Linked DNA regions of Mus musculus: all the other regions are linked to region 1. A link is a loop called in an ENCODE intact Hi-C map of the cell type or tissue named here. Cell type or tissue: heart. All regions are shown on one strand. Region 1 holds the start of Ndufa13 (NADH:ubiquinone oxidoreductase subunit A13). Region 2 holds the start of Nr2c2ap (nuclear receptor 2C2-associated protein). Region 3 holds the start of Slc25a42 (solute carrier family 25, member 42). Region 4 has its middle 22 kb from the start of Gatad2a.

Region 1 (2,500 bases):
CCGCGCTTCTGGCGCCGGGGTAGGCCAGCAATGTCCGAGTCGTCGAAGGGCATGCACCCGGTGACCATGACGTAGAGCACAACGCCCAGGCTCCACACGTCGTATTTCTTAGGGTCGTAGGGGATGCCCAGGAGCACCTCAGGTGACGCATACGCGGCCGAGCCGCAGTAGGTGGTGCTCAGGTCTGGGTAGCCGTGCGCCTGGCGGCCGAAACCGAAATCCGTGATCTTGACGCGGCGCTCGTCAGGGCTTAGCAGCACGTTTTCGCACTTGAGGTCGCGGTGCACCAGGTGGTGGTCGTGCAGGTAGCGCACGGCGCCCGCGATCTGCGAGAAGAGTTCGCGCGCCTGCGACCCCGGGATGCGCCCGTTGCGCTGCACTGCCTGCAGCAGGTCGGTGGCTGCTGCCTCCATCACGATGTACAGCTTCCCATTGCACACTTCGATGAACTCGAAAACGTGTACGATGTGCGGGTGCCGTACTCCCCGCAGGATGGACAGCTCTCGAGGCAGGAACTTGTTGACGAAGTCCGGAGGCGCTCGCCGGCGGTCCACCACCTTGATGGCCACCGTCCCTTTATACTTCTTGGAGGTGGCCACTTTCACCTTGGAGTAGCTGCCCTCACCTATCGTGCGGCCCAGCTTATAGCCAAGTTCGCTCAGGAGTTTGTCGCCCGACATGGTGGCGCCCGGGGCGCGCGGGGAGCAGGAGGCGGCTGCTGTCGGGGGGCGGCCGGACTCCAATCTCGGGCCTAACCCATGGTGCTTGGCACCTGCACCCCCGTGCCCCCATGTGCCCACTCCCAAGGCCCTACAGCCGCGATGACTTTTATTGCCCGGGTAACAATTTCTGCCTTGTGAAGTGACTGCGGGCGTCACTCGGCCTTGGGGCGGGGACCCTCCCTCCCCCGCCCCGCGGGCTCCCTAAACCCTTCTTAGGCTTTGTGACTCAATCGCCCTTAATGGTCAGTTCCTCGTGAGAAGTCACTGGCGAGGAGACTGCCCACTGATGTGGAACAGGACAAGTCCCTCCCTGAAGTGATGGTGCTCAGGTGGGTGGGAACCAGCCTGTTGCCTCGAGCCTGGCTACCATGGCTCACGAAAGAAAGTAGGTGAACTCCCAAGGTTTTTAGTGCAAGAAACACGCCCGAGAGAGCTCTAGATGCAGACCACAGTTACTCCCTGCCTAGGGCCAGAGGGAGGAGGGACTGACTTCCGGATCGCAGCAAGGCTAGCGTAACGCTTCCAAATTATAGGGAACCTCCTGGGTGACGGAACTTCCGCCACACTCAAAATGGTGGTCGCGCGTTGCCTCACTTCCGCTGGTGGCCGGAAGTTGCGGGTCCTGCAAGTATGGCGGCGTCGAAGGTGAAGCAGGACATGCCCCCGCCAGGGGGCTACGGCCCCATCGACTACAAGCGGAACCTGCCCCGCCGGGGACTGTCGGGTCAGTGTCTCAGTGTCGTCCTGTTCGTCGCAGACCAGGCTTTTGTTATGCGGTTAGACGAGAGAGGGCAGCCTGCGGGCTTCAGAGTGCACAGTGTGAGCGGAGGCTGAGTTGGAATCTTGGTTTTCTAGTGCAGCATCCCGGAAGCCAGAATGTTCATGTCCCCTAGTTTCCAGCTGGCTTCCACGGGCCTGGAAACTAAGCCTGCGAGAAGCACTAACCTGGAGTTTGGAGGCTTTTGTTTTGTTTTAGGCTGGCCTCAAACTCCGTAGCAGAGACTGATCTAGAACTCCTGATCTCTTGCCTTCACTTCCGAAGGCTATGCTCATAGGTATGCACCGTTATACGTATTTTTTTTTTAATGTTTTTAAATTTTTTTTTTTTTTTTTTTTTTTTTTTTTTTTTGCAGATAGGGACTTACTATATAGCCCAGGCTGGCCTCAAACTCGTGGCGACCCTGCCTTTGCCAATGGATTGCTGGGATGACAGACAGGTCCACCCAAGGCAAGATGTGTGTTGATTGTAACATAGCATAGAAGGCTAGTCTTAAACTCTAGCCTCCCTAGTGCTGGTTCCTCTTCTGGCATTCTCTGCCCACCCCCAGCCCCCACCCCCACCGGCTTTCGTGGAGCCCAGGCCAGCCTGAAATTATGAACACCCCAACTCTATGCCTTCATAGTACCAGGATGACAGGCATGTGCCCACCAGGCTGTGTTTTTAAGTTTTTAAAAGTGTTTTAAGTAACATTTAGAATTTTATTATCGATTTCAACAGGAAAAGAATATGAAGAAAGTTAAAGTCCCCACTGTCAGTGCTCAGAGTTACAGAAATACAGTAGTTAGCAACTGGGGCCCAATTGGTAGAGTGCCTGCCTAGCCTTTCAAAGCCCTAGGTCGCACCCCTGGCACTGCATAAACAGGACTTGGTGGTGCACACCCATCATCTCAGCATTTTGGATGCTGAAGCAAAACGGATTGATGGTTAGGGTCATCCTGGGCTACATAGATCAACCTGGACTACATGATCCCATCTCACCCTAGAAGAAGAGAGAGAT
Region 2 (2,500 bases), 230 kb before region 1:
AGGGCCCTATGATGTTCTGTTCATCTTTCTTTCTTTTTTTTTTCCCCAAGACAGGGTTTCTCTGTGTAGCTCTGGCTGTCCTGGAACTCACTTTGTAGACCAGGCTGGCCTCGAACTCAGAGATCCACCTGCCTCTGCCTCCCAAGTGCTGGGATTAAAGGCGTGTGCCACCACTGCCCGCCTTTTTTGTTTGTTTGTTTTTTGTCTGTTCATCTTTCAAGTGTCACTGCCACGGCCAGCACAGGAAGGGTACAAGCACACTGTGCTTTCTAGTCTCCCCAGAGATCTCAAGGCACCCTGTAACCTTGCATCTTCTACACCCCTACACTTGGAATGAAGGGGTATAGAAGCACCTCACCTGGTCAGAGTTCCAGCACGTCTCTTCATCCTGGTCAAAAAGATGTTTCTTTCCAAATTGCCGGCTGTTGCGATTGAGCACAGAACTGACCCTGCAGGACAGGACCAGGTTAGGGGCCTCAACACTTGGACATCCTTGCTGTGAGCCACCCACCAGGCCGGCCGGCCCCACACCCAAGAACTCTGCTACCAACAGCCAGGAACTTAACTACCAGACCGCACCCCCAGCCAGGGAACAGATGCACCAGGCAACACACCACTTAAACCACGGGACTCTACCACCTGGCTCCGCCCCCAGGCTGCTCCAGGTTCCTGATTCTGGACCCCAGCTAGCTGCCATCTGGGCCTCGTCTCCACAACTCAGCTCCCAGTTCTTCCGCCCCCGCGCCCAGATCTACACTGAGTCTCACCTGCTCACAGTGTCCGGACAAACCAAAGACTGAGTCATCACAGTTCTAGGATGACTCGCGGAACGCGAGTTCGAAGCCCGGCGCTGCCACTCCCAACTTGATCTAGCGGCCACACTCCCTACCCCCGGCCACCTCTATATGACAAGGTGGGCGATCTGGGAACCGGAGGAACACTAAAAGCAGCTTTCTAAACCAACCGAGCCCCAGCGGCTCTGCAGATCTACGAACCCGGAACCGCGTGCGGATAGCGCACGCGCAGTGCTACACAGACACTGTTCCGTTCGCGGGGCCGGGGCGGGGTTTATGGCACCTCCCCTTCGCCTCTTAAAGGGCCCTCACACTGAGGTTTCTGGTTCTGTTGAACTACACACCTAGTGGCTACAAAATGTTCCCATGGCCTTCCTGTGATCATGTCTACCTGCAGAAGGCCTTGCTCGCCGTGGATGCAGCTTGGGAGCCCTGCACCCCATTGCCTTCCAAAGAGGCCAAAATAAATGTTGAAGAGGCCGTGCTACTGGGTGCATCAGTCACCCCCAGCCCTTGCGTCCTGCTCCGACCCTAAATCCATCTCCTGCAGGGCTTACGTTTCATGCTAACATGGACAGTAGCAGATCTGCCTAATATATTTTTGAGACAGGGTCTCGTGTAGATTTGGCTGCCCGGAATTTGCCTCGCAGGTAATGGCCGCCTAGACTCCCAGAAATCCTCCTGCCTCTGCCTCCTGAGCCCTGGGATTAAAGGCATGCACCTTCACGCCCCGTATTGGGATTAAAGTATATTTTTTAATTAAAAACACTTTAATGTGTAATGAGTGTTTTGCTTGAGTGTTTGTATACTATACATGTCTGGTAATTGTCCATCCAGAAGAGAACATGGGATCTCCTGTACCACCACTTCCAGTGAGGCTGCTGGAAACCGACTGTAGGTCCTCTGCGAGAACAGGAAGTGCTCTCAAACATTTTCCAGAGTCTACTTTTTGTATTACTTTTATTAATATGTGGAAGTTAGAGCATAACGTGTAGGAGTTAGCTTTCTCCTTTCACCGCATGGGTCCTGGGGATTGCATTTGAGTCATCAGGGTCAGCTACTTTACCAACTGAGCCATCTCCTCAGCTAAGGAGCTCAATAGCAGGCTGCCCAGAAAGTGCAAGGCACTGGGTCCCATCACCAGCGCGAAGGATAAATCAGTCTCTCAGCGAATGCTTTCCTAACATGTTATGGAAGACTTGGTCAAAGAATGGTGTAAGGTGGATTTCAGAGGATGCAGAGGAGTGTGTCCCAGTGGGAGCAAACAAAACCAGACATAGACACCCCAAACATCATGGGTTCAGGGATGAGTCACAGGAACAAAGAGACTGAAGAAGCAGGGAGACTTTCTAAAGGAAGGGCTTTCTGGAAGAGAAAGAGTTCCAGGCCAGGGATTAGCAAAAACATAGAATCAGGTGACACAGACAACAGGTTTGAATGAGAGCTAGGGAGCCACTTCCCACTGGTCTGCAGCAGCTTTGGGGAGAGGGTGGAACCCCAGCCTGCTCTCTGAATGAAGACTCCCAAGACAGAGCAGCCTCTGGGTTGAATGGCCTCTGATCTTTCCTCTTTCTGTGAGCGCCAGAGGGTTCCTTAGCATCCCACCGGTGTCTCCTAAGTCCGCCCCAGGAAGCAGGCCTGGCAGGGTAACTGGGTCACATCAGGAGGGATGCCCTGCCAGCCCAGAAATGCAGGGCCTTCCTTGC
Region 3 (2,500 bases), 310 kb before region 1:
GCTAAAGTGCTCTGTAACCTTGGTCAAAGAGCTTGACCTCTCTGTGTTCCCTTTGACATGTGGTTGTATTTATTGTTTGGTTAATTCACCAGTTACCACAAACACAGGGATGTCATAAGATCTCGTAAAGGATAAAGCTTGGACCCAGAGACGTCACTTTCTGAAAGTCAGATCACGTCAGCAGGATTGCACTTTTGCTTCCCATGTTTTGCACATGAACTCAAGTAGCAGAGGAAGGCTGAGTGATCTGAGTTTCTGCCCTTTGTATCATCGGCAGGGGAACAGTAAAGGAGGGACGGGCTGAGAATTAACCAAGAGTGTTTCAACTGTCAAAGTCTAAATTCAGGAAAGAGTAAAGCTTCTGAGCGCCATGGGAACCTGAGGAGTCTGCGCGGAACATACTAGATCATCCAGGGCAGACAAGATAGTTATGGTCTGTACCTAGCGCGCCCACCCCTGGAAGATGCACCGCCTACAGCTTCTGCGATTGGTCCCAGGACCTGTACATCTTTAGTGTCGCAGTCAATCATCGTTGCCCTCCGGGCTACACCCTCCGATCCTCGAGCTTCGCCCTTGCCCAGCGCGCCAGCTTACTCAGAGCGCTGACCTTGCTCTTCAGCGATTGGCTAAGAGGGCTGTTTCCAGGCCCCGCCCCCTCCCTTCAGTTATTGGCCCAAAGCGTTGCTTGTTTTCTGCAGAATCCAATCCTCGCTTCTGTCTCCTTGTGCCCCGAATTCTCAGAAACCAAGAGCCGCCTTTCCTCTTAGCTCCGCCTATACCCCTTGGCAATTGGCCGGAAGCTCTGCCCATTTTCTGCGGGTTCCAATTCTTGAACGCCCCCCACCAGGCCTCTCCGCCTTGTACCCGGTGTAGAACGCTCAGAAGAACCAGGGCCGCCCCTCCATGTAGCCTCGCCCCTTCCTTTAGCGATTGGTTAAAAAGGATGCCCGTCTGTGCCATGCTTACCAATTCTTGCCGTCTCCAGCGCTGATTGGACAGGGCGTGACCAATGGCGGCAGGGCCTGGGCCCCTCCCGGCCTCGAGCTTAGGGCCCGCGCGAGGCGGGGCTGCAGCGGCTGAGGCGGCTGAGGCAGTAGCGGCAGCAGCGGCGACGCGTCCGGGCAGGTGAGCGCGACCCAAGGAGTGCAGGCGCCAAGGGGCGACGCGGGGTGGCGGGGTTCTCGCGGCCCGGGCTGGGAGGAAGCGCGGCATGGGGCCGTTTCGTTGTGACAGCAGTGTCGCGAGCGTGGAGAGGTGACAGATCCCCTCACACACCCTGTGTTTCGCGCGTCCTCGGGGTCCCCACGGCCAGGCCGAACCCTAATTTCACACCGAGCTGCCCTGAGAGTGACAACCCCTGTGAGGCCAAGGTGGCCGCTTACGCACCCAACATGCGTGCCTCGCAGACCTGATCTTCCTCAGCCCGCTGCGTGTCCTTCCTTTGGAACCCGGGTGGACGCTTCGGGTGCAAGCTTCGGGTGCCACCCGGACGCGGCTGCTACACACGTGCACCTGCGTGCCTCTCCCCGTCCCTGTCGCGCAACCATCGCTTCACTCCCAAAGCAAAGTCCACCTAACTTGTGGTTTTAAATTTTTTATTTTCGTCCCCCGTGTAGTGCGAGTGGTGGCTTGGTTTTGGAAACCGTGTTTCACTGTGTAGAGCCAGCTGGTCTGGAACTCACAGAGATCTCCCTGCCCCTGCCTCCCAAGTGCCAGGATTAAAAGTGTGGGGTACCACCTGGTCTGTTATTGCTTTAACAGGGCTTTTAAATTTATTTCTAGCATTTCATTTTATTGTATTTATTTATTGATTAGTTTTGGAGTCAAAGTCTTGCACTGTAACCCAGGTTGTCCTTGAACTTTTATAAAGAGTGCTTGAGGTCAGGTGAGATGGCTCAGCAAACTGAGTTTTTGGGAACTGCCAAAAGTTGTCCTCTGATCTCTACATGGGCTCTGTGGCACACACGTAAATACACACACACACACACACACACACACACACACCACAATATGTATATGTATATGCATATAAAATCACTTCTTGACACAGCATGATGTTATGAGTCATCTGTGCACTGAACAGGTAGAGGTAGGATCAGAAGTTCAAGGTTACCTTGGCTACACACAGTGAATTTGAGTAGCCTGGTCTGTTTAAGACCTTGTTTCACAAAAAGAAAGGAAAGAAAACTAATGAGCAAACAGTGCATAGACGGGAGTGGAGTTGGTAGAGTGCTTGTTTGAAGTTGGGGGTTCCATTCCTAGCACCAGAGAAACCAGGTGTGGGGGTACACACTTATCATCTCAGCAGGGGGATCTGGAGTTCATGTCCAGCCTGGGCTACTCAGAGGCCCTGTCTCAAAGACCAATAACAAACAAAAATCTCAGGGCTGGACAGCTTTTGAGTCATTTCTGGACTTAGAATAATCTCCTCAGCCTGATGCTCAGAGCATCCCAGTTCACCAACCAGAAGTCTGAAGCCCTCAAACGCTGCAGCAGGCTC
Region 4 (2,500 bases), 94 kb before region 1:
AGAAAGAAAGAAAGAAAGAAAGAAAGAAAGAAAGAAAGAAAAGGAGGCCTAACGCCTTCAAGCTATCCTCTGACTTAAACATGCTTGTCATGGCATGCACATCAAACCCAATAAATACAATAAATGCTAAATAATAAAGGACCCCTCCCTCCCCCAAACCAAACAAAATAAAGCCGAAAGAGCTCAGAAGGCAGAGAGAGGCGGGCAAATAGCTGTGAGAGTTCTAAGTTTCAGGCCATCCAGAGATACATAATGAGAAGGAGGAGTTGTTGTTGGAGGTAAATGGCTACAACTTGAGTAAAGGGTGAGGGGAAATCTAGGGCTGCTCCAGCTCCAGATCTCTCCTCTAGGTGTGAAAGCAAGTGATCTAGATCTAAAGGGTTGAGGTGGGGCTTCCATTCAGAGAGTTGCACGCATCCCAGTAGCATTCAGGAGATTTAGGGATGCTGAATCCCGCCACAATTCTCAGAAAAGTAGGTGAAGATCGAGATCGCCGAAGGCGTCCTCAGAACCGGACCAGCGATGCGAACCTGAAGGTTCTCCTCCGAACGGGCCGGGGACGCATCCCCGGACGCTCTTCAGAAGGTGGCGGCGGTCAGGGCCACGGACAGGACCAGGCCTCCACTAGAAGAACCTAGGAGCCCCAGCGCCCATGGGAACCAAGCCAAGTCACCAGTCACTTGAGGACTACTCAGAGGCGCCTGTCCAGGCCCGACAGCCTCCGGCGCATTGTGGGTGGGGCGCCCCTGCTGAGCACAGCGGGGAACCCTCAGCTCAGCCAGTTGTTGGCCGCCCGGTAGCCCAGTCGAACCGCCCTCCAAGGTCCCAGCAAGCGGGCCACGAATTGACGTGTCCTCCAAGACCGCACCCCTCACGGCATTCCCGCCCCAAACCTAAATCCCTCCCCGATGGCGAGTTGACTGGCTCTGGAACCCGCTCCATTCTCCCATTGGATGCTCGTCTGTCAGTCATCCTGTCCCGCCCCCTAGGCCCGTCCCAGCCACCGGAGCGATCCGGAGGGCCAGCCGGCCAACGCGCTCATTGGCTGCTGATAACTGTCTGTCCTGAGGCTGGCCACACCCCTCGTGGGGTGCCGATCTTGAGTGCCCCGGCCAGACTTCATTGGCCTGCGGCGCCGCCACTCGGAGAGACGTGCATCAACCCGGAAGTGTGAGAGGCAAAATCTGCCTAGCAACCGGGGAAGCCGGGCTGTGAAGCGGGCAATTTCAGTGAGAGAAGGAGCGGTGAGACCGAGCGGCGGCTCTGAGCGCGCCGCGGCAGCTCCTTCCGCCCGGGGTCAGCGCCCCGGCGCGCGCACGCGCACCCTCGCTGCCTGAGCGCGCCCCGCGCCGCCCGCGCAGTCGGTCCGTCGGTCGTCCGTCGTCCTGTCGCCACCGCCGCCTCAGGCGCCACCCGAGGGAGCCGTCGCCGTGGGACGCGACCAGACCGGACCCGAGCGCTCTGCCTGAGGTTGGCCTGGGGCCCAGCTGCCGATCGCGCGGAGCCGAGCAACTTCGGTGAGTGCGGGGCAGGCGCCGCTGCTGGGGTCCCCAGCTTCCGGTGCCCCGGGCTCCCCCGGCTTCCGCTTGGCCGGGCTAGTGCGTTTCCCTACTGGACTCTTTAGGGAACCTGCGTCTGAAGGCCCCCTGTCTCTGAGAGCACCCCTTCTGTGTCGAGGAGCCCCTCGGGTCTGAGAGTGCCCTTTTCTGGGGTACTCCTTGTTTGAGAGCACCCTCTTTTTAGAGGAATTAGTGTCTGAAGGTGCCCTTTCTTTATAGCACCTCACCTCTCTGAGGGTGCTCCTTCTCTCGCGAACCCCTGCATTTCCGCGAGTACCTTAGAAAGGGGGATCTTGTGTTTCTGAGAGTGGCCCCTTTCCGAGGGGGCACTGCTTTTTCTGACTCAACTTTGCTGAGGAATCTAACCTGAGGGACCCTTGTTTATCTGCATCCTCCCTCTGCTCCCCCCTGTGAACTCCTATTTGAGGGCGAACCTCTTTTTGAGAGAGCTTTCAACTCTCTCAGGGGAGTCTCTCTGGTACATCTTCCGTATTGAGAGGAACCCTATTTCAGACCTTCTACGTTCCCGAGGGGATCCCCTATTTCTGAGACCCTTACCCCGAGATGTACCCTGCCTCTTTGAGGGTCTGTAGTCATTCTCTGGAGCTACCCCTCCTTTCCAGGGTGTTTGGCTGCACCCCCTTGCTTCTGTAATAGGTAGCTTTTTGTCTGATGAGTGGCCCCCCTTCCTTTCTGGGATTTCTTGCCTCCCTCAGGAAGGTTCCACTTCCCTTAGGAGACACTATCTTTCTGAGGACCTCTTCTATGGAGGATGTTTCTGAGATCACCCTGCCTCTCGGGGAACCTCCTCCCACAATTTTCTGGGGAGGTTGTTTCTCCTGTTTTTCCTTTTTTTTTTTTTTTTTTTTTTTTTTTGACAGATCCTCTCTCTGAAATTCTCTCCTTGGTTTTCTGTCCTTATTTTGAGTGACTTCTTTCTT

Evidence for each region. Hi-C counts contacts between places; a loop is a spot of excess contacts. Peaks named below come from ENCODE experiments on the same cell type or tissue, not always from the same donor. Only the 100,000 strongest peaks of a DNase experiment are listed, where the experiment ranks them.
Region 2: it touches region 1 in a loop (2.1-fold over the local background); 7 of 42 quality-filtered maps call a loop at or near these places.
Region 3: it touches region 1 in a loop (2.2-fold over the local background); 3 of 42 quality-filtered maps call a loop at or near these places.
Region 4: a loop joins it to region 1, with 2.3 times the contacts of the local background. A loop is called at or near these places in 21 of 42 quality-filtered maps.

What each region holds. Positions count from the first base shown.
Region 1 is chr8:69,900,488-69,902,987 of GRCm38, reverse strand. Ndufa13 (NADH:ubiquinone oxidoreductase subunit A13) reads left to right here and starts at 968. Exons shown (of 5, transcript NM_001382215.1): 1 at 968-1,051; 2 at 1,256-1,446. The coding sequence starts at 1,353. It overlaps Tssk6 (testis-specific serine kinase 6), which reads right to left and starts at 804. Exons shown (of 1, transcript NM_032004.2): 1 at 1-804. The coding sequence starts at 680. In heart, a CTCF peak has its summit at 1,428; a DNase peak (open chromatin) is centred at 1,277; H3K4me3 peaks cover 2,500 bases; H3K27ac peaks cover 2,462 bases.
Region 2 is chr8:70,129,867-70,132,366 of GRCm38, reverse strand. It overlaps Rfxank (regulatory factor X-associated ankyrin-containing protein), which reads left to right. Exons shown (of 9, transcript NM_011266.2): 9 at 1-1,561. It overlaps Nr2c2ap (nuclear receptor 2C2-associated protein), which reads right to left and starts at 1,040. Exons shown (of 5, transcript NM_001025586.2): 1 at 768-1,040; 2 at 359-449. The coding sequence starts at 805. In heart, a CTCF peak has its summit at 1,173; a DNase peak (open chromatin) is centred at 1,116; H3K4me3 peaks cover 1,280 bases; H3K27ac peaks cover 1,092 bases.
Region 3 is chr8:70,210,853-70,213,352 of GRCm38, reverse strand. Slc25a42 (solute carrier family 25, member 42) reads left to right here and starts at 1,072. Exons shown (of 8, transcript NM_001007570.2): 1 at 1,072-1,125. In heart, a CTCF peak has its summit at 1,131; a DNase peak (open chromatin) is centred at 762; H3K4me3 peaks cover 2,283 bases; H3K27ac peaks cover 2,017 bases.
Region 4 is chr8:69,994,960-69,997,459 of GRCm38, reverse strand. It overlaps a transcript of Gatad2a not described here. Among named protein-coding and RNA genes, the nearest start is that of Gatad2a, 22 kb to the right of the region's middle. In heart, CTCF peaks have their summits at 765 and 1,113; a DNase peak (open chromatin) is centred at 899; H3K4me3 peaks cover 2,378 bases; H3K27ac peaks cover 2,225 bases.